Linked DNA regions of Mus musculus: all the other regions are linked to region 1. A link is a loop called in an ENCODE intact Hi-C map of the cell type or tissue named here. Cell type or tissue: left cerebral cortex. All regions are shown on one strand.

What was found. Hi-C counts contacts between places; a loop is a spot of excess contacts. Peaks named below come from ENCODE experiments on the same cell type or tissue, not always from the same donor. Only the 100,000 strongest peaks of a DNase experiment are listed, where the experiment ranks them.
Region 2: it touches region 1 in a loop (4-fold over the local background); 5 of 42 quality-filtered maps call a loop at or near these places.
Region 3: it touches region 1 in a loop (3-fold over the local background); 12 of 42 quality-filtered maps call a loop at or near these places.

Annotation. Positions count from the first base shown.
Region 1 is chr14:122,220,386-122,228,385 of GRCm38, reverse strand. The region is part of intron 1 of Clybl (citrate lyase beta like); the gene reads right to left. Among named protein-coding and RNA genes, the nearest start is that of 1700108J01Rik, 9.3 kb to the left of the region's middle. In left cerebral cortex, CTCF peaks have their summits at 4,480 (motif pointing left) and 5,551 (motif pointing right); DNase peaks (open chromatin) are centred at 765, 3,675 and 4,477; H3K4me3 peaks cover 291 bases; H3K27ac peaks cover 207 bases.
Region 2 is chr14:123,236,733-123,244,732 of GRCm38, reverse strand. All of the region lies in intron 1 of Gm33906 (a long non-coding RNA gene), which reads right to left. Among named protein-coding and RNA genes, the nearest start is that of AA536875, 72 kb to the right of the region's middle. In left cerebral cortex, a CTCF peak has its summit at 4,474; a DNase peak (open chromatin) is centred at 4,482.
Region 3 is chr14:122,633,624-122,641,623 of GRCm38, reverse strand. It overlaps Pcca (propionyl-Coenzyme A carboxylase, alpha polypeptide), which reads right to left. Exons shown (of 24, transcript NM_144844.2): 8 at 3,207-3,243. It overlaps Gm46487, which reads right to left. Exons shown (of 2, transcript XM_017316344.1): 2 at 7,586-8,000. Among named protein-coding and RNA genes, the nearest start is that of Gm46487, 7.1 kb to the right of the region's middle. In left cerebral cortex, CTCF peaks have their summits at 3,632 (motif pointing right) and 6,333 (motif pointing left); no DNase peak of the experiment used is centred here.

The DNA of each region.
Region 1 (8,000 bases):
TAAGCTATCACATCATTTAATGTAAAAAAAAAAAAAACAAAAAAAACAAAAAAAAAAAACCAAAAAACAAAAAACTACCTCAAAAACCCATAATGCATTGCAAGAAATTTGTAACATTGTAAGTATCTGAAGTCCAAAGTCTGCAGAGGCGCTTTCCCAGTTGCCCTTAAGGTATTGATTTTCCAACCCGCTTTAACACAACATAATATACAGTTATACGTATGTGTTAATTTTATATAGTCGCGCCAGTGATTTAAAGCAACAATTGTTTAATACTCTTGCCAGCACTGGTGAGGAAAATTAAAAACATCATTTTTTTTTAAATGAGAAATTCCAAATAAAGTCACATAGAGGAGTTATGTAGCTTCTAGAAAGAGGGGGATTAGAAAGAAAAATTTTTTTAGGAATATTTACATATTTGGACTGTTGAGTGCAGCTGTTGGTAGGTGGCCAGCGGTGGGTTATGCCTGGTGGAGACTGAATGAAAAGCGGAGAGAGATTGTTCACAAAGACGTTAATGAGAGAACACAGGAGTGTAAACGCAAGGGTGAATTCAGAGGCCACTCCAAAAGCAGTCCCAGATCACACACAATTCGGCGATTGTATTCCCCACAGGTCAGAGGACCAATGAGCGAGCAGACTCCGGTACAAGGCCTGGGGATTCAGGTGACTTTGTGAAGCATCACCACCATGTATTTTCAGAAGTGGAAACTGAGGCAGCTGCCCGGAAGGAGGACCCCAGGGGGAAAAGAATATTTAGCTACCACTATTCCACTGCCTTTCCCAAACACAATGCTGGCCTTGTTTCTCGGGCCTCCTACGGTCTTTCATGGTTTAGATACACACATTTCAATCGGAGTATTTCAGTTGCTATAACAACTTCATAAAATTGTCCCCTTTTAATCACATCCTTTTAAAAGCTGGACGTTTCGGTGGAGCGCTTCGATTTTATTCCGCGGCTACCTGCCTCGCCGGGATTCGTTTCTTTCTCTCAAACACCTGTAAATAACGTCAGTCTCTCCTCCCTCCCCGCAGGCCGGAGAGAGAGATTCTTTTAACAATGTGTTTGTACATGGCCTTATTATCAAGTTTTTAAACCCAGGTGACAGGGTGGCCAGAACTGGTTCCCGGGGCTCACAGGGGAGAGAGGCGCCGCTGCTGCCCCGACAGCTGTATTTCCCAGTGTCAATTATTTATACCACCAAACAGGTTTTGGAGAGGATTGCTGGCAGTTTTAATTGGCTTCCGGTGACTTCATGGGCACAGTACCTTTAAAATATTACCTACCTCTAGATAGAGAAATAAAACTATCGTAACACACAACTGATTCAGCCTGGTGCATGAATTTTTAATCCATCCTGAGATGTTTGGGGCAAGGCCAATCAAGAAGAATGAACAGTGGCCCTGGGCGTCAACAACCAATACAATGGGAAACAGGGACACCAGCAACAAGCAAAAACAGAGGGTGTTAAAAAAAAAAAATCCAAGCCAGGCTCTTTGCATATGTAGTGAAAAACCTAAGGCCTCACCAGCCAGCATGGAAATGCTCAGATAAGACAAAGGGCCTTGCTGGGCCTTCTTGGGTCACAATTTGAGGTTAAACACAGCAGATGGGAGAACCTGAGAGTCCACTTCATGGAACTTTAGGACACTCCAGTATAAAAATCAGTTAGGTGTCCAAGGTTACTTCAAATTTCTGGGTGTGTGTGCGCGCGCGCGCGTGTGTGTGTGTGTGTGTGTGTGTATCGAGGAAAAGATCCAATGTAACCCCATCTGCCAAACTTAAAATGCAAGGTAGACAGACAGCATGCAACAACATAAATACCGGTTGTATTTAGGGCCCCCAAACAACAGCCTTGATATAAAAAGTTAGAACTTTTACTTCAAAAAATACTGGTGACTTTTTTTTTTTGTGGTCACTGAGGTGGGGGGCAATCTCTTTTAATTATGTCAAAAGCAAAGAGAAGAGGGTAGGCTCTTTACCTTTGAATACCAAATGAGGGAAGGCCGCATCAAAGACTTCCCTTGATCTGTTTTGCCTGAAAAATTAATAGGCTTCACCAAGTCCTTTGCATCGCAAGCTCAAATTCCAAAAAAAGAAGCTGGGGTGACACCCACAGTCCCAGGGACAAAATGCAGCCAGCAAGAGGGGCTTGGCTTTGATGGGGGGGTATGGGGTGAGGTGGGGGGGTGGGGTGAGGTGGGGGGGTGTTATTTGATTTTGGGAAGTTTTTTTTTTTTTTTTTTTTTTTTGTTAACAAGGTGGATAAGCCCTGAAACTGTTCCAAGGCTAACTGTCACCCATGTTTTCCTCCTACCTACCCTCAGCCTCTTCCCTTTGCTGCCCGGAGCAGATGCTGGTGGCTGGGACAGTGTGGAAAGGCCTGGCCACCTAACTCTGCAGTTTCAAAAGGAACAGTTGAAAGGCCCGAGGATGAGCCCACAGGAGGCCTAGGGAAAAGGCTAAGTCAGCATTTCAGAGGTCCTGACATCTACTCGGCTCTTCTTTCCTCTCCTGCAAGGGGAAGGCAGGATGACTTCAAAGGGGAAAGTTTTGGGGTGTCTGGGAGGACTTTAGTTCACACTCCTTCTGGCAGCAGGATGGCCCCCAAAGGTGAATATTTGTATCTTTCTCTTAAAGAAACCCCACGGTAATCTCATTTCGGGGACACATGGCTGCTGCTGAAGTGGTGGGTACTGGAAAGTGAGACTGGGTTGGGGGATGGGGCAGCCGCTGTCCAGGCTTCTGCTTCCACTTCAAACCCTCATCCCAGGATGTCTTGGTGGCCACACTGGTACAGGAGGAATGGGAGGGTCCAGAGATATCCCATTACCAAGGGACAAGGAAGAGCTAACAGGTCACAGACTCGATAGTAGGAAAAGGGGAAAGGTCAAGAGGAAGGCAGAGGGAAAAGTGGGGACGAAGGAAGACCTCGCTAAATACCTCTCTTGGCCGAGGGGCTGGGGAGAGGGATGGAGAGACGTGCTAAGACTGCTATTTACAGATGAATGGAAGCAGGGCTTCTCCATCCGCTCAGTGACAAACCTTAATTGCTCAAAACAAAGCAAGTTTCCAAGGGCCAAGCTCTTCGAAGGCCCCATCTTTGCTGTAACGTCGGGAACAAAGCTCTATGTCCAATATTTCCATTAAAAAAAAAATAAACGAAAGCAAATCGTGATGTCTACCGTCATCTGTTTCAAAGGGTTTGATTTCTTCCCACCTCCCGGCTGCCAGCTAGGTCATCACAACAATTCATTTATTTTACTGTCTTTATAGAGAGGAGAGAAGAGAAAAACCTATGTCTCACTTCTTAAAAGGTGGCTCAAAATCTGAAATTCAAAGAATAACATTACTAAGCAATTACCTGGGAAAATCTAGAAGGCCTTCTGCGAGAACTATCAAAAGACAATATTTGTCTAGAATTCGAGCACTAACGGCCCTGACACAGCAAAACCATTGTGTTTTCCCCAACTTTTCTTTGCTCCATACAGCTGTGTTTTCACAGATGTCAAGCCATGTGTCTCCACCAAAAGGTTTAGCCCTCCCTTCAGAAGCGAATGTGGATCAAAGGTTCAAACGCAGAAATACAAGCTCCCTTCCCCTCTGGAACATGTTTTTATTTTTCCGCAGTGGCTGCAAACCAGAATTCCCATCTGCTGTCCTGCGGCACCCAGGTTAACCTTACCAGTGGGGCTCAGAGCACTGTTATCTCAGCTAAGAAGAGCATAGATGAAGAAGCGTGCCCATGCCTGAGAGAGCCACGAGGGCCCCTCCCCAAGATGTCCACTCAGCTCAGAGAGGATTGAACCAGGCAGGAGCCGAGGTGACCTTAGAAATTCATTATTCCCTTCCTGTTCCATCAGAACAGATTTACGAAGTTAAGATTGGGTTTTTCTGTGATGCACATACAACTTGTAGAAAGAAGAACATACGGTTTCCTGCCTCCTACTCCAGCAATACACAAGAACATGCAAATGATGCTTCGCTTGTTTGAAACTGTCTAACAATAGACCTGATAAAATAATATTAATCTCTATCTAGCAGGTTCCGTTGTATTTTACCAAGCTGTAGTTCTGTTTTAGATAGATCTCCTTCTGACGTGCTAATCTTTTTAATGCCTCCCTCACCCTCACTTCCTATTCTTCCCACTGAGAATATCTGTGAAACGACTAGGAGAGAAACAGATAAGTTTCTCTACTGCAAAGATGGGTTCACTGCATTTGCTCAGGAGAAGAGCAAGCCGGGGTTAAGCAGCTGACAGGGTTTTAAGACCTTTGAAGGTATTTTTGCCAGGTTCTTAAGATCGCTCAGTATCAGGTGAAATGAGTTAGACAGAGGCACGTATCCGTCTGTTTAGATCTCTGTAGACCATCAAGAGTGGAGGGATACAAAGCTTTGGCCAGTCAGCCTCTCTGGAGAATATACAGGCGCCAAAGTGGGGAGTCCTGGACTGGTTTAACACCAGTGTGTGAGTGCCATCTAGTGACCACTCCAGAACTACAGTCTAGTCACCGCACTTACCGTACAGAAACATAAGCCTCCTAACCCATCTCCCCAAGATGATTTGGTTCCAGCATTCCCAACCCTCCTGTCCACTCATGGCAGCATTTGTTGCCCTGGTTACAAAATGAACCTAAAGGAAAAGGAAAAACAAAAACAAAAACCTAAACAGCTTCAGAAAACAAAGCAGGAAGTGGGAGGGGCCCAAGATGGCTTCTGACTAGAAAAAGCAACACAGTATCAGATTGTCAACACTGAAGCTGCTCACAAGCCCCACAGAGAAGGGTAAAGAGGCCACTTCTACTAAGGAATTACTTTGACCATTCTGAAGGACAGACTCCATGAAAACGGAGTCTCCCGCCATTCACACCTGCCCTTCAGACGTCAGCTGATCAACTTTGATGAGGAAAAGCTCCCTGTCTGGGCACTCATACCTAGACCTCTCTGAGTCCTCTTTGTGTGTGTGTGTGTGTGTGTGTGTGTGTGTGTGTGTGTTATTGTACACTCTAGGGATATGAAGCCCTCCTTGCAGCTAGACAAGCTAGCAGCTTCTCCTGCTCCAGCTGCCTGGACTGCAATGTAAGCTCCACAGCAGACCAGCCTACCAGCATGCCTTGTCCTGGGATGATAGGACACTCTCACCCAGCTTTGGGTGTGGCCCTTCAGTGGCCTAAGCATCAGTGGGCTGTCCTCACTTGTGAGGAGCCGCCCTCACAGTCACCGTTACAAGATGGCGCTGACATCCATTGCTCATAGTAAAATGTGTGCAGGCGTCATTGCCTGAGCCCTGCCTCTCTCGTGGCGTTAACTGACTGATAGTGGGCAGCCAATTCGGGTGGTGCACGTCTCCAACCGTTTTACACAGCCTATAAAAGGGAAGGGCTTTCTGCTCTCTGGGTCTCCTCTCCTGAAGTTGATCATCTATCTCTCGAGATGTATTAAAGCTTTACTGCAGAAGGATCCGAGTGGCCTGCGTGCGTTTTGCTGGCAAGACGGTAGCGTGGGTCACTCACTGGTAGCAGGTGGTCCCAGAGGGCCCCATCAGCCACTAGAGGCCACTGTTCTGTCTCCATTTTATGAGTTCCAGGTAAAGACACCTGGACCAGCATAGTCAGAACAGGGACAAAATGCAACACTGTTGCTCCGGGCCACACCCATGGGATCACAGACCCTGTGAGAAGGAGGGCAGTTGTTGTAACAGACTTGCCTTTGTTTCTGGAGAAGACTCGGGCCTGAATCCGGTTCTATGGCCACACAAATCCTCATTCACACGTCCATTCCCTAAGCTGGCCTCAGTGAGAAAGGAGCCAGGTCATCACTAAATGCTGTCTCCCAGGGAGCCCGGAAGGACCAGGGCTCAGCACAGATTCATTGGCTGACAGAAAGGAAGATGCCAAGAGTCATTCAAGGCCTAGGGTGCCCGGTGGGTCAGTGAGCCTCAGCTCTAAATACCCCCACTTCTCTGCTTTCAAGGAATGGGGCATGTGGCAGAGCTCAGGTGAGGCTCATTTCTAAAGGGAGGAGGACCTGGGGCCAGGAGTAGCTGCTCATCAATGTTATCCTTTGGGGGGAGGGGTCCAGCTATGTGACCCAGGCTACATGCAACGTATCTTCTACCTTAGCCTCCAAAGTGTTGAGATTATAGGTGTGTACCGCCACACTGGGCCCTAAAATGCTACTTAATTTTAAAATGGTGGCATGTCATCCCTTCTGGTAGAGAGGGAGTTGTTTGCTCTGCCCATTCAGGTCCACTTGATGCCCCCCCCCCCCACATACCAATCAATAACATACCTTTGAACGATGACTTTAGAGCTTTTCAAAATGAACAATTACACCACTATGAAAAGCCAGACCCTAGTAGAAGAGACACTTCGAAGGCCAAAAGGTTGGGCTGGACAGGCTCTGGGGTGGTGGGATGGTGAAGGCTCCAAGTCCCAGGATCCCTTCTTATCATAGTTTCTAGCTCAGACCCATTTGGGTACAACACACCAGCACAGCCTAGCTTCCCTTAGCTACTTCTTAGGTCTGGAGAGTAAAAACACTTTGAGGACACTATCTGTTCCCAAGAGTAGAGTCAGGGAAGCCCCAGAGGTACTCTGCTGAGTAAGGCATCTCGTAGTGTTGCCTGCATCTGGATGCAGCCAGACAATGCCTGGCTGAGATGAGGGTCAATGTGAATAGAAGAGCTGTGAATAGAAGAGCTCTGTGGCTCAGAAGGATTGAGTAGGCTCTTGATGGGGAAGCCCAAACACCCAACTTATGTGAGAGCTATACTGTGAGCAAAGGGGACAGACCCCAGACTGGACCATACCTCTATTTTATGTATGTGAGTACACTGTAACTGTACTCAGACACACCAGAAGAGGGCATCAGATCCCATTACAGATGGTTGTGAGCCACCATGTGGTTGCTGGGAATTGAACTCAGGACCTCTGGAAGAGCAGTCAGTGCTCTTAACCACTGAGCCATCTCTCCAGCCCTCCATCCATGTCTTAGTGATGGTAATAAGTCATTTTTGTTGTTGTTGTTGTTTTGTTTTTCGAGACAGGGTTTCTCTGCATAACCCTGGCTGTCCTGGAACTCACTTTGTAGACTAGGCTATCCTCGAACTCAGAAATCCGCCTGCCTCTGCCTCCCAAGTGCTGGGATTAAAGGTGTGTGCCACCACTGCCCGGCTAATAAATCATTTTTTAGGTCATATTTGGGAGTCTTTTGACCACAGCCCTCAGACACATATCCTAGTTTATCAGTATGTATAAATTGGGTACTTCTAGCTTATATGCTTAGTGCATTGTGCTTGAACCTGTCTTCAGAAAAGGCAAAGCTGTAAATTGTCCTGTAACAGAGCTGTACCTTGTCATGGTGAGATTCCCAAGGTAGAGAAGGTTGATTAAAACGCACTCGCGCACAAATACACACACACACACACACACACTAAAACTAGCCAGAGTTGGTACTGGTACTCTGATATATGCCTGTAACCTCACAACCCAAGAGGCAGAGGGTCATGAGTTCAAGGCCAACCTGAGCTACAGAGAGCAATTGGGAGCCTGTCTCAAAAGTAAAAAAACAAGGCTGGGGAGAAGACGCAGCAGATATGAGTGACGCTTATACTTTCAGGGACCAGAGTTCAAGTCCAAGCAGCTATCTGTGTAAAAAAATTCATACACATAAAATTTAAAAAATAAGTAAATCTTTAAGATTATGTGTTCACGGTAAGATGGCTCAACGGTTAAGAGCACTGAGTACTCTTCCAGAGGACCTGAGTTCAATTCCCAGCAATCACATGGTGGTTCACAACCATCTGTAATGGGATCTGATGTCCTCTTCCGGTGTGTCTGAAGACCCATACAGCATACTCATATGCATAAAATAAATATTTTTTTTCTTTTTGGTTTTTTGAGACAGGGTTTCTCTGCATAGCCCTGGCTGTCCTAGAACTCACTTTGTAGAACAGGCTGGCCTCGAACTCAGAAATTCACCTGCCTCTGCCTCCCAA
Region 2 (8,000 bases), 1.0 Mb before region 1:
CATCTACAATTATCAAAAATATTTTTCAGAAATTATGAAGAAATTGCAAGTAGTTGTGTCTACTCTAGCCTGAAAAACAATCTTCAGCCATATAACAGTCAATCTCATAGTCTAGAGAATAATTAGGGCAATAGCATTAGCCCATTTCTGAGTCTTACAAGTTAGCCAGTCTTGACAGTTAAACCCACCAGTGTGATCACCAACTAGAATTGTTAGAAGCTAACATCCAAGGGATCCACATTAATACTGAAATATATTCCCTTTTTTTCATCAACAAATACCAATCAAGACATAAATATTGACATCACACATAGGTATCAGTAATAAGTAGCACTAAATAAGAAACACACCATTGTCTTGTCAACATAAAGGTCCAACTTATTGAGGGGAAGAGAGATAAAATGGAGTGAAAGACTTTGGGTACCTTGTGGTGGGAAGATATTGCCATTTTTATATGTGATAGTCAATATCATCCTAGCTGATAGAATAGTATTTCAGTAAACACCTAAAGGAAATGGAATTTGCCAAATAGATAATAAATTTAGGGACTTTAAAATCAAATTTTCCATCACTTATATTTATTGCAATTTTTTATGAAAGCAGAGGTAAAACAGAAATAATTACTATTTTCCTTTGATGACATCAAATTTCCACTTCAAGGATATAGCCATGCTGATTTGTGTTGTCTTATCTCTGTGTCTACCATTTCATCATTAGACACAGAGAAAATAGCTTAGTTAGGCAGTCTCAGCCCTCAAGACCTGTGTTGTCAGCTATCCACAGGAGAAGACCACTTGGACATGGGTTCGAACCAATGGAATGTATTTATTAGCCAGCCTGCAACTACACTGAGTATTTGAAACCCAAGCAAGCCTTTCTCACAATGGGCTTTTGGGCAAAAAAAAAAAAAAAAAAAAAAACCACATCCAAGGTTGACGCACCTCAATTAGCAAGAACAATTATCCAGAATCAGAACTATAGAAGCTAAAAAGCAAGGATAGTACCTCTAGAGATTTTCCCAGGATGATGGACTTTGATGGATTAGATCTTTGTTTATGTTTTGGCAGGTGTTGCTGTCCATATGCTGGTCTCTAAGGCCTAAGTAGTACTTCCATCATGGCAGCAGTTGTGCTAGGGTAGGAGGCCTAGTAAGATGTGGGGGGGCTGTTACTGCTGCATCCAAATCAGTGTGCTGACTCTGCTGCATTCCAGAAGGAAATGTTGGTGAGAAATAGGGGCCTAGTAATAAACCACATTACATTGTGAAAACTTTCTGAATTCTCTTTGTACCCTGAAGCACAAAAATGGATGGCAGTCTACCCTAGAGGTTGGATGACCACTTTCAAAACTTCATGGTGCCCTTGGCTAATGGAAGTAGGGTGACAGCTCATGCTAATTTTAGGTACCAATAAGTTGCTTTGATTTCTTTTAATATCGGATAACTATTTAAACAAAGAAGCTTTAATTTGAAAAACAAAACATACTTATGTAAGGTTAATTTATTTGTATTTATACAAAAACAGTAGTTAAATAAACTTTTCATATTTTCATGTAAGAATTGGGTTGTGAAACCCAAATTTTCTATAGCCTACAAAAATCGCAATGTAGCCCTAGTGACAAATCCATGGGTAAACAAACCTACAAGGGCCCCACCCTTAGAAATTTGCCATATTCAGTTTAGCTCTGACCACAGGAAATAGCAGGGTCATGATTGTGTGCCTACAGATAAGGAAGAACAAATCTCAGAACCTGTGAAATTACTCTCAGGATAAATGAGGAGTCTGCATGACTACAGAAGGCATGCCCTTTTCATAGGAAGACAGCTTTTGCTATGAACCAACACATCACTGGTGTGCCTGGAGAATAAATGAGCCTTGCCTTATTTGTATCTCTGCTAGTTTGTGCTCATTGTTTCCACATACCAAGGTTCCATGCCTGTAGTCATAAGGTTTTTTCCAACCTACTTTAGTAAGCATTCAACCTCTCCTCTAGCTCACCACACACCAGAGGTAGTAGAAAAGTTACTAGGACACAGGTGAAGTAGGCCTGTTTAGAAATAGTTCTTTCTTTCACCTCTGTTTGCTTCAGCAAAATTTTCTTTCACTTGTCTGCTTTAGCAAAACATTCCTTCACCTGTGTTCCTCGGCAAAACATCATTTGACAAAACTGACTTTCCAAAAAAAAAAAAAGAAAAACAGAAATTTCCACTTTACATGCCCACAGGAATGCGCGGAGCATTGTTAAAATGCCTGTGATGTTTAGTGACAGGAGCCACAGCAGGTACTTGCCCTGTACTTGAGATTACCAATCAGTTAATGGTCACAATAGGCATGAGATAGCTGCTCAAGCCTTGTCTTTTTTTTTTAATTAGGTATTTTCCTCGTTTACATTTCCAATGCTATCCCAAAAGTCCCCCATACCCACCCCCACAATCCCCTACCCACCCACTCCCCCTTTTTGGCCCTGGCGTTCCCCTGTCTTATCTTATGAGGGAAATGTTTCAGTGATGGTAGATAAGGCTATACACATAGTAGTGGACAGAGTTCTGATCAGACACCTAATTGTAAGACAACAGCATTCATCATTGTCATGTCTTTCCCTTCAAATAAAAGAAATAAAAGGAACTTACAATGGGCAGAAACCACTCCACCTACACCATTGTGCTTCTGCTGACCCTCACAGATTGGAGCAGTAATCCAGTTAAAGCTGGACATTCATTACTTCCTGACTGACCATCTCCCAGTAGCTTCCAGTTTCCTGCATAATAAAACTGTGTCCAGCATGACCATAACCTGCAGGGCCCTGTACACATGGCCACTACCACAGCTCAGCTGCCCATCTTCTAATGTTCAGCTCATACATTCTGTTCATGTCATTCTGGTCTCCTTGCTCTTCATGAAAGGAATGAGAATAGACATTTCTGTTCCCACAATTTACTTTCTTTTGGAGCATACAGCCATACTCTGATGGGTGGCTCACTGAGATTAAGTTTGTCTTCTGATGCCATAAATCTCAGAAAGACTTCACAGATACCTTCCTTAGGCCAGTGTCAGCTCTGGCATTCTGTGACACCTTACTCTGCTAGCCTCTGCCCCAGCTTGTCACATCTAATAACAATCTACAGATCTCTCTCTTCTCACCCTAAAGCAGAAGCCCAGTGAAGGCAGGATGTTACTGCTCCCTGGAACAGCCATTACTGAAACTAGAATATGACAGAGTGATGCACTGCTACATGAGGCTTTACATGAGTGCATGGTGCATAGTGCACAGCTATGGGAACAGGGAGAACCACAGATACATAAGGGGGTCAAATAGCTTGGAAGTCCTTCTACAAATAATAGAGCTCTTCTTCTAGTTCCTGTAACTTCCCAGAACTTAAAGGATTTATTGGAATGGGCTATAGCTACAAGAATAGGAAGAGAGAAAATTGGAGAACTTCCAAGACTCATCCCTGATGGAATCAGAGCCAGGTGAGTGTGTGGGACAAAGCAGAAGGTGCCTTTCTATAATAACAGCCCTGTGTATCAGCTATCTATTGCAGCAGTACAAATCTCTCATCTCACATCTGTCAATCAAAAGCAGAGCCTTGTTTCTCTGAGTCCTCTGCTATAGTTCTTGCATAAGGTAAGAATGAGCTGTAGCACTTCTTAGGACTCAGCAGGAAGCAGAGTTGCTTCAAACTCACTACAAGGATAGACTTAAGGCACTTTATTTAGCAGGCTATGGTTGATGGAAAGTCTGGTCTTCCCTAACTATTTTCTGGTTGTTGCTGTTAATCATTGACAGGATGGCCTCTCTGTAGAGCAGCCAATCTTCTGAGAGTAAGCTATTGTGGGAGGACTCGAACTAGTCAGAAGGCCCAGTCCTAAATTGTCCCCTAGAAGTGGCATCTACTGGATTCTGTTCATAAGCAATTCCCTAGGTCCAGCCCACACTGAAGGGAAGAAAATTAGCCAAGACATTGATACCAGGAGGTGGAGCCATTGGCAGCCTGTCACAGCTACCTACCACACTCAACAAAGTTAGTACTGAAGACATCCAAAGATTATGTTTATTTAGCTTATCTTTGCTACTGGTCTTGGGATATTTTGTAGAAAACAAAGGAAGTGAACCCAAGGTCACAGTGGGGTTGACTGGAATGCTCTTTCCCACCTCCATAGGACACACACTTAGCCTATTGTACCTTCTCCATGCCCATCTTCAGAACTGCTTATCTTAGCAACAAATAAACCTTACCTTAGCAACAGGAGAACCAGTCCAGCCCTTTTCTTGTATATACATCCTTTTGAAAAGATCTTCCTCGTGGGTCTCATACATGAACCATTTGTTTGAAAATCCTGTGTTGATTTTTCCCAACATGAGTTCATATATGAAGCATGTCTTTCTCCTGACTGCTTCTCCAATTTCTTCCACTTGTATCTTCTTGACTGGCCACCCTTCCTTTTAGCTCCCTCATAACTATCCTCCTCCAAAAGGGGGCTCCCTTACTTCACTTTTCCTTTCTCCCAACGGGAAACACTTTCAGAAACAAGCTTTAGCCCAGACCTGATACTGCTCAAATAGCCACTTTTGACCAAATGGGCCTCAAGATGGTGCTTCAGCGATGGAGAGTCTCTAGTGAGGCTCTAAAATGGGCTTTACTGATACAATCTTGGCCTATAACAGCCCTCATTTGAATAGCCCCTACCACTCCTGCTAAGCAGACACTTGAGTTTTCCTATGCTGAGATGAACCAAAGAGTTAATCAACCACTGAAAGGAATACCAGGGAGCTGGGAGAGTGGCATCCTGTGCTGCCTGCCTGCTTTCCAAATTTAAGAATAGGGAGTTCCCAAGTTCTTTGAGGGTCCTTTAAATGTTAGAATACTAAATGAGCTAGAGATTGTCTGCCATTAAATTAGCAGAGAAGAAAACCTGATGAAGAATTTTTAAAATACTGTATATCACCTTAGGGACAGAGGCATTTCTGATTTTAAAGTAAAATAAATCAACATGCTTAGGGGAAATTTGCATACATTAACATCCCATAGTTCTCTTTAGTTTGTAGAGCCTTTTAGTTGATTTATCTTTATTTTTTAATTGTCGAGTGAAATGCAATAGAAAAACCTATACAGTCTCACCACCCAGAAACCAGAAACAATAGCAGCCACCAGCAAAAATGATATACCAATACCACATGCATACATGAGACATAGATACCACAGCCACCGAGAAAAACAGAAACCAGGAGAAAATATTTGAGGCCTGATAGAACAAATATTTTCAAGATAGGAGTAATATAGCCAAATTCAGTACAAAACGTCCAGTAGAAATATCTGAGAAGAGAGGGATGCTCCCCACACCCTGAGAAAGGAAAGAGAGAATTTTCTCATACTCTTTCTCAGCTACAGATCAAACGTGAGAAAGGAGCTTTTTAAATGTGAAGCTGAATGGAGTTTTTATTTAAAAACAAAAACAAAAACAAAACAACCCTAAGAGTTACAGAGAGATAGATGGCTTAGGGACTAAGAATCTTGGCACACAAACATGGGGACCCAACTTCACATCCTTTCTTCCTCCTCCGATACCTGAAGTCTCTTCCAAATGCAGGTGACAGTGGCTGGATCTTATGCTATAGCAAGCAAACCCCACCTCAAAAGCCTTGCCTTTTCTCATCTGAGTGATCATTTCCACCCAGGCAAGCCGAGAGGACCAAGATCTATTTCAGGAACATGACGATATCTCTGTGTAAAGACCCTCTGAGTGAGACCATAGGTGAAGAACACTATCATTCTCATTGTCTTTGTGACTTAGTCTTTGTCTGCATTTCCCCAAAGTAGGACAGCCCTCCAAAAGAAAAATAAACCCAGCTCTCCTCCATGAGCTCAACTTCTGACTCCTCCTTCGTGTGAAACTCCTAGTTCAGATACATCCTCTACCAGTCTCAAAACAACTAAGCTCTAATGCAGCAATCTTTTTTTGATTTCTAAATTTCACTTACAGTGCACATGCTTGATTCAGTGCCCTTGTTGAAGAATACCCCATCAGTATCCCTGATCTTGCACGCTTGTTTTTCCCCTTTTGAGACTCCATCAATTTTCATCTAGGTCCATAATTCCTATTCAATGCTTTGCACATGGAAGTCTTCTGGTGACTGACATTTACTGAATTTTAGAACCTTTGCAAATTCATGGGCCTTCATTAGTTTTAACAAGATATAAACTTACTACAGTGAATCAAAGTAATTGCAACATGCATTGAATTCGGGCACACACTGATACAGTGTTTTCATTAAGGAAAACTTAATAAGGATATAAAAGCTAATATGGTAACCCTCCGAAGCTTCAGAGAGAATGTTAATGTTGTTCATTTAAAAGTTATTTCTAGTCAGAGGGCTCATTTCCTCCATGCAGCAACTCAGAGGCATAGGCTTCTGTCTGTGGTTCCATCATCTTCGGTGTCTGGTTTCCCAAGCTGACATTTTACCCCCAAATTGTCAGGTCTGAGGATAAAGGCTATGGAATGCCATACAATAGAGGGCAGACCTAACAGGTAAATGTGCCCTCTAGTACTTTCCCTCAGCTGGATTTCAGTCATGTAGCTATAGGAATACATGGAGGAGGAGCAGGTGGAAAGTATGAGCCTTTCCTAGATTCAGAGGGAAGAGGGATAATAAACAGTGATAATTTTAGAATTAATTGCCTGGTTTCTGCCTCACTTATTAAACCTTATACATACTATGAAGATTTCCTGAAAATGACACCCTCAACCCCAAATACCTAGATCAATCTAAGTAAAATGTGCAAAATATGCACAGCAAAGATCGTAAAAACCCCGGCTCTCAGATAACAAGGAAAGCAGAGACAGCAACTCCCACTAACTGTTCCTACCATTTTATAGAGCGCTGTGTTTCCACTGAACCTCATCTGGAAACATTCGTGAGTCACTAAACAAGCTAACTGCCTACAATAACCACTCAACCAAACAAATATCCAGAAACTGATGCTATAGACGTTAAACCATCAAAGGATAAGTGGGTGGGTGTCCTGGATCAGCATGATCCTACATGCAACAATTGAGGACAAAACAAAAATGACAGTAGAGAAAGGGAAAGGATTTGCATGAGTATCTAGACTTGTCATGCCCTCAGACTCACACAATTTTACATAGCTCACTACTTAACTGTAGAAATTAGGTATTTTTTAAACCCTTTTCCAGTGTGTGTATGTGTGTATGCACTCAGATATAACTCAAGCAAATCTTGTAGAAAAGGTGACAGCAAGTTTGGGTCTAATGTAACTCTTGTTTTATTTTGACCTACTAAAAGGCTCTCACATAATGATTCATCCCTTCTACAGAAATGAGATGTCAGGATGCAAAGGGCACCACATCCCGTCAACAGGCCATGTTTGTCTCCCAGAAGCACCTCAGGGAATTTTAACAGCAAGCACCATCTTCTGAGCCCTTCATGAGACTAACATCCGCTGGCTTCCTTTTCCACATCTGTAGGAGTAAAATTAGCAAGCAGTATGGAATCTGAGTTCTCCCCAGAGTTCAGTCAAAGGTCAGAGCTACCTTTGGGTAATTCATAGGGGAAAAAAGTTGCATAATAAAAATAATGATGTGGCATATGAATGTGGTTCCAATAGAACCATACCCTTTCAGCAGCCAGCTATATACCAACTCTCCATTTTCTGCTTGTTGTGTTTCTTAACACAGCTCTTTTTGCATCTGCCAGTGACTAAAATGTTTACCACCTCCTTGGTCTATTACTCTTGTTGCCTCAGGTCACAGAACATTCCAGTCGAGTTGCAAATTATTAGGACTGATTTTTTTTTATGCCTGTGCTGTCTAGAAAATATGCATGCATGTGTCCTCATCCTTACCCCGTGTTCACTGTCCTATACTGCTAGGATCTCTTTGTCCCTCCATTAGCCCCAATAAATTACAGTTGATTATAGCTCAGTCCCTTCTATAGTGGGTTAAATGCAGTAAAATGAGCAGGAAAATAGCAAACAAGGC
Region 3 (8,000 bases), 410 kb before region 1:
ATGCTATAATGACCTATAGAAATAACTTTAAAGGATTTGTAATAGTCAAGGAAATTAAAATGATGGTTAATAAGCCGGGCGTGGTGGTGCACGCCTTTAATCCCAGCAATCGGGAGACAGAGGCAGGCGAATTTCTGAGTTGGAGGACAGCCTGGTCTACAAAGTGAATTCTAGGACAGCCAGGGCTATACAGAGAAACCCTGTCTCAAAAAACAAAAAACAACAACAACAAAAAGACGGTTAAAAAAAAAAAAAAAAAAAAGAGACTCTCCACCAGGACCAGGTTGGATTCAGTGCAAGAATGTGAGGATGGTTCAGTGTACACAAACCAATAATGCCACAGTCCAATGATGCATTAGCTACATTTCTGCAACAACTGTGCCCTTAAAAAAGAATGAGGTTCTCCAAATAGAAAACTGAAACTAAAACAAGAGTGAAGAAAGCATATATTTTGTCTTTCCTCGGTTTGCCTTAAATGTACAAAAATAAATTATTATGTATTGATATATTTATATTTTAATAAAATTATTTTTATTCACAGTTACAAATATGTGCAACGAGTATATTTAATACTATTTTGATATTAAATATAATCTTTATTTGTTAATGGTGAATATTAATTATAATATCATCATTATGTTTTGTTTAAGTAAGAACTAATCAATATTGTATATATGAGGGTATAACCAAAATATATTATAAAGTACAATAAACCAATACAGAACACTACTACTTTGGCAGAGAAAACTGAATAGAGATTACAGAAAAGTGACTTTGTAATGTGTCTGGATGACAGCACAGTAAGAAAAGGTATTCACAGGAGGTGTCTGTGTGATCTGGAGGGTTCTCAGGGAAATCCCTAAAGCCTTGTAAAACTTCTTTACCGTGTTTCATTTCACTTCAAATTTTATGACTTCTCTTCCTTCCAGTCTGCTCAGGACACTAGCAAGCTTCTATTTAATAGCCACAACTGTAAGCATGTATTTCACAATGAGAGCGAAAGGGAAGAATTAGAAGAAATAGAAGGAAAGGGATGGGAATCATCAAGGACACACCCATGTATGAAATCTGAATTGTAATTATAGTAAATTTTTTCAATAATAAAAAAAAATGGCATTTCTGAAGTAGATGGTACATGGAAACAAATGTTCCAAACTAAAAGCTACAGTTACGTAAAAAACACAACAGTGGCCAACAATTACTTTCCACCTCTGGCAGTATAGATAAATGCTTCCAGAAAAGAAACACAGACCTGAAAGTGGGAGAGCACAGAAAGATTTTGTTTCTACCACATAGCACAAAAAAGAGGGAAAAGGCAACAACCTGTGCACAGAGTGGAGGAGCACAGCTCTGTGGCTGTGTGTAGGCCTTGCAAAATAAGCTCTAGATCCTGATTCCCCAGCAACACAGAAGAGGAAAAAGAAAACAGAAACAGAAACATAAATCACACAAGAAAATCCAGAAAATGACACTACAAAAGAAAACAAACAAAAAATAAAATAGGTTCAAATATATGTTTATAATTCTGTTGCTCACACTTGGGAATATATTTTCCCATGGACTCAAGGTCTACTTTAACCCTTAAGTAAACTTACAATGGCCATCCAAACCATAATATAAGTGTGAGATATCTCAATAAGAGTAGGAAAAACCTGATCCATCACCAAAGGGCTCACGCGCATGTGCACACACACAGACTTGAATACTGTGTCACCAAAGAAAGTGTTCTTGAGTGTAAGATGTGTAATTCACAGCATGTCACAGGCACATGATCCTAGTGTAGACTCTAGCCCTCCTGCTTTCCAAAATTCCTCCAAATATGACAATCATTTATTACAAAATATTCTCATAGATGACTTGGATAGGTGGTAATATCTAAGCTATGACTAAAAAGAGCCCAATTTGAGTTTAAAAGTGTATTAATAAAATTAAACCACTTTAGGACAGTCTTAGAAGCTGCTGAGTGCTTCATGGGGAATAAAAGGACCAATGATTTAACCCACAGACAGCAGCATTATATAACCTACCAAGTCTTACTGTGAAATTAGTACAATAGGGAAAAGCTTCTAAAGATGCTGGCAACGCTGAGGAAGTAATTAATACAGATGTTCTCGACAGATAAAATAGTATCTTATATGTACTGGCCTTATATCCAAGGCAGTTTTTCAAAACAAACAACAAAGAACACTTAATATGACTTAAATGACCAAAACCAAAATAATTTAGCCATACCCAACAGAAGCAGTACACAACAAGCCAATCACAGAAGAGCATGCTGAGGAAGCTGATAGCTCAAGAACACCAGACCAAAGAACTCTATGCTAGCTTGTCTCATTTACAAGAATATCTTAATGTCCATGATCACTTTGGAATATACAAACTTTGCCAAATCAAATGCTCTCCTATCATAGACAAAAATTCTGAGTAACAAACCACACTGAGAAAACAGGACTACTAAAATATTAGTATATGGCTTCCTGAAACAATGTAGCTAGCAGCACAGATTGTTTTAAGATGTTGCTGTAAGCCTGACAGAAAGTGTTGTCTGAGGCCCTTGCCTAGCCACAGCTTTCCATAGGTATACACATGTATTGATCTGACTCAAAATTATAGGTTTCAAAGCTTTGTTCTCTTTTCCTATTTTCTCCATTTAGACACTACAGAAGACAACTGTGTTCATGAGCAAGAGGAATATACTTGAAACTTCATATATATATATATATTCACTTGCTTAGCCTATCCAGCTCTCACCTCCCACTTTCTACTGCATCTTTCTTTCCTAGCAAAGCTATTAAGTTGATATTTTCCATTTTAGAAAAAGGTAAGAACTTGAACAAGCTTGTCAAGGGCACCTTCATTTGAATCCTGTGTGCTGTGTCCTTCACATTACAACAGACCACAGCCGAGTGCTCACACACAACTAAATACAAACTGTGTCCAATCCTCAAGACTCTTCAGACAATTATTCGTTTTAATTAGCTAGTGAGTTCATCTTATAAAAGAACCAAACTAAGATCAAGTGACTACAAGTCCTACTTTAATAAGAGAATATGGTAATTCAACTGATAAATTCTAGAGCCACAAGTAATAGAAACCAAAAACTATTAAAATATTATTTGCTCTATGGGAATTACTTATTACACGTTTGCTCAACCGTATCTGCTGAAAGACACAGAAACACTACCAAAGTTAATTTAAGGACTTACCAATTTCCCTTGCAATTCTGACAGCTTCATCTGCATCCTGTAAAGGCAGGAAATGAGACTCAACATTAATCCCATGAGACATTGCACAATGTCTTTAGGGCAGTCATATATTGCACTACTGTCTCCTCTGATTCATTTAATGTTCAATTTTACAACCTTCTAACCCTTTTCATTCAGAGAAATGTAAAATTAATACCATAAGTGGAATGTAAATTCTCCTTCGTCGTTATTATATTAAGAAACTCAAAGCAGTTTGAAATGAGCTGGCAGGAAACATGACCAGAATTGCCAATGATTCGGTGCAGTTGCTGGGATTTAATGGCAGATTTTAGATGTTTACAATCAATACTGAATTGTAAATCAGATCATTAAAGCTTGTCTGCAGCCCCCTTGTCTATTTACACACTGTGTTTTCCTAGATTCTGTCAGCAGGGGGAGTTGATTGTCTATTGTTTGGGAGGAGCTCTATCAATTTTCTAGAAATAAGTAAATTTCCAGTATCTGTAAGAATTAGCAATTGTTTAAAAAAAAAAGGAAAAAAAAGAAGAAAGAAAGGAAGGGAGGAAAGAAAAAGAAAAAAAAGAAGAAACCTTGTGATTTCCATTATATTTTCTTAACCAATTCTTCAGGTACATATTTTATCTTTACAGTTGTACTAGGCACATAAATTAAAGTTCAGTGAAACTCCGAAGAACAAGGTAAGGACTCCTCCCTGAGGTCCAAGACAGGCCTGCGTTACCGACTCACAAGTGCATCCGTCCCCGCCATTTGTCAGCAGTAACACTTAAAACCGCTTCAACAAACTGCCCCAGCCAAAGCCATTCACCTGATATACACTGTGCAAACTCTATGCACAAATTTTCGACATAATGACAAGAACTCTGAAGCCACTTTCTCAATTCAATTAATTTTTCTAATCCAGTGGCACTATATGCACCACCAGCAATGTTCTAGAACCACCAGTTGATAAATATGCAGGAATTTTTCCACAATTTCAAGGCATTCAAGGGAAGCCTGGCATTTTTAAAGCTCTTAAATTACTACATTTAAAATGAAGAGCAATCACAGTAGACTCCCCAATCCCCAAACTGGGACTAGGGGAAAATAACTGCTTCATTTATGTCCAGTTTTTAGAAAAAGAAAAGAAATTCTTCCTTAAAAGTCTTCAGTACCCAACAGCATCCCTGAATAAGGAGGCTGGAACGGGAAGTTGTCAGAAAAATTTAATTTCCTTTCATTAGCCAGTCTGCTCCACAAATAGGTGCTTGTTAAGTTCAAAGCAATCCTGAAAGCGACACCAGTTTTAAGTCTTTTTTTACTCCAAGCAGTCACATCTGCTAATGAGATTTTCCAAATAACAATTGTTTTCAAGTCAGAGATAAAGCTCTGTCTTGCTCCCTGCCCCAAAATCAAGCTTTACTCGCTTTCTATACCTTGATGCTTGCACCAACCCTGCATCTCCAAATTTTAGTTTAAAAAGATAAAATTTTAAAAAAAATCTATGAAACGGGTCATTTAAGAATGTCATGGCTTCCACACATTGAGTTGGAAGGCTCTTTGTTCCAGCCGGTGACAGTTATTGGAGAATACTTGCCTTTAATAGCCTCTGTCAGGAAGTGTTAAACCTGCCAAATCGAACAATTAGTGCCTCTTGAACAACATACAGGAAGAGTGAGGACTGGTGAGGACCCGGTTATAATCAGCTAGAAGGAAACTTTTAACATTTCATTCAATGTGGAAGGGTGTGTTTGCCAAAGACGTCTCAAAGAAATTCAACTACAACCTACAAAGTCTGGGGCCCAGGGAAGCCAACAGTGCTCAAAATCTACTTCTGGTTGTGACATATTTATGTATCCACATGACACACACACGTTATGCTTTATATGTAAAGAGAATTTGTATTTATCTACAGCAAAACTTCTCAAAATTCCTGATCTCCCACAACACAATGTTAACTTTTGACGAAGGTATAAGTTTTCCTACCATGAAAATGAATTTCTATGACAAAGATTTTTCAGATAAAATCAAATTGCCTTAAAAATTAATTTTTCATTTGTCATTCACTGAGCCAAAAAATTCATTGAGGATCTATTACGTATTAGACATTACAAAACACATATTATTGTTTTTGAAAATAAACTAAACACATGTGACACATCTAGTTTTATTATGGGATACATAAAGATTAAAAACTCTAAATAGCTCCTAAATCAATAGCACTAACATATGGTGCATAGACCCTCCTTATGGGGTTATGGATAGGAAAAAAAACATGTAATAAAGCTTTGGAAAGTCTATTCAGAACAACAGATAATTTAAGTCCAGTAAAAACAAACAAAAAACAAATAAATCTAAAGAGAAATATAAAACACATCCACCCTCAGCTTTCGCCCTAGCAGTAGGCTGACACAGGACATCCCACTCAAGTGTGAACACAGGAACAAGCCTGAGCAGCACTTCACACTTCGGTCAAGACACACACATAGCCTTTGTGCAAATAGCTGCATTTATCAAACATGGAGAGCCTGTGTCCCTTCCTCCACAGCCTTTGGTTGTAGAAAGTTATCCTATGGATGACTCTCTCACATGTATCAACAAAAACTTACAAGGAGTTTGTTATTTTCAATTGTGCTGTTTTGATAAGTAAAACATCTGGAAAACAATTTAATGGGCCTTCAACAAAGGACTAGCATACAGATGGCTCAGTGACTCTACCCATTTAAAAGAATGATGATCCATGTGTTTTAAGACACTAAGCCGATAAATATTTTCTAGCAACAGTGTATACAATCGTGTATACAATCTGGCCTTTTATCCTTCTAGAGTCCTAGCCCATGAAGAGAAACAGAAAGTCAAGTGGACAAGCAAGTCACCTGAGAAGTGATGTGAACACTTCATGGCAACAGCAGAGAATAAGAGGAAACTTGCTTTAGGTAATCGGAAAAGGACCCTCCTGAAGTAAAATTGAAAACCACAGATTAAAAAAGCCGGGTTGGGCTGGAGAGATGGCTCAGTGGTTAAGAGCACTGACTGCTCTTCCATACGTCTTGAATTCAATTCCCAGCAACCACACAGTAGCTCACAGCCATCTGTACTGGGATCCGATGCCCTCTTCTGGTGTGTCTGAAGACAGCTACAGTGTACTCATATACATAAAGTAAATAAATAAATCTTTTTTTAAAAAACTATGCAGCTGGGGCCATGGGTCCCTCCATATGTACTCTTTGGTTGGTAGTTTAGTCATTGGGAGCTCTGAGGGTACTGGTTGGTTCATCTTGTTGTTCCTCCTATGGGGCTGCAAGCTCCTTCAGCTCCTTCAGCTCCTTCAGTCCTTTCTCTAGCTTCTTCATTGGGGACCCTGTTCTCAGTCCAATGGATGGATGTGAGTATCCACCTCTTTATTTGTCAGGAACTGGCAGAGCCTCTCAGGAGAAAGCTATATCAGGCTCCTGTCAGCAAGCACTTGTTGGCATCCACAATACTGTCTGGGTTTGGTGACTGTATGGGATGGATCCTTGGGTGGGGCACTCTCTGGATGGGCTTTCCTTCAGTCTCTGCTCCACACTTTGTCTCTGTATCTCCTCTCATGGGTATTTTGTTCCCCCCTGTAAGAAGAACCAAAGAGTCCATACTTTGGTTTTCCTTCTTCTTGAGCTTCATTTAGTCTGTGAATTGTATCTTGGATATTCTGAGCTTCTGGGCTAATATCTACTTATCAGTGAGTGTATACCATGTGTGTTCTTTTGTGATTGGGTTACCTCACTCAGGATGATATTTTTCAGTTCCATCCATTTGCCTAAGAATTTCATGAAGTCATTGTTTTCAATAGCTGAGTAGTATTCCGGTGTGTAAATGTACCACATTTTCTGTATCCATTCCTCTGTTGAGGGATATCTGGGTTCTTCCCAGCTCCTGGCTATTATAAATAAGGCTGCTATGAACATAGTGGAGCATGTGTCCTTATTACATGTTGGAGCATCTTCTAGGTATATGACCAGGAATGGTATAGCTGGGTCCTCTGTTAGTATTATGTCCAATTTTCTGAGGAACCACCAAACTGATTTCCAGAGTGGTTGTACCAGCTTGCAATCCCACCAACAATGGAGGAGTGTCCCTCTTTCTCCACATGCTCTCCAGCATCTACTGTCACCTGAGTTTTTGATCTTAGCCATTCTGACTGGTGTGAGGTGGAATCTCAGGGTTGTTTTGATTTGCATTTCCCTGATGACTAAGGATGTTGAACATTTTTTCAGGTGCTTTTCAGCCATTCGGCATTCATCAGTTGAGAATTCTTTGTTTAGCTCTGTACCCCATTTTTAATAGGGTTATTTTGTTCTCTAGAGTCTAACTTCTTGAGTTCTTTGTATATATTATTCCTCTATTGGATATAGGGTTGGTAAAGATTTTTTCCCAATTTGTTGGTTGCCATTTTACATGGAGGGACCATGTCGCCAGCTGCACATGTGGCAGAGGGTGGCCTTGTTGGAAATCAATGGGAGGAGAGGCCCTTGTTCCTGAGAAGGCTCAATGCCACAGTGTAGGTGAATGCCAGGACAGGGAAATAGCAGTTGGTGGGCTGATGAGGGAGAATGGGATGGGGGGGGGGCAGGGTTCAGAGGGGAAACAAGGAAAGGGGATAACATTTGAAATGTAAATAAAAAAATATGAAATAAAAAATAGTAAATCGAAAAAATTGTTAACAGCCAAGGAAAAAAGTATGTGTGAGGAACAAAATAATTTCTGGTTAATAATTTCTAACTTAACTGGGCAGTGGTGGCGCACACCTTTGACCCC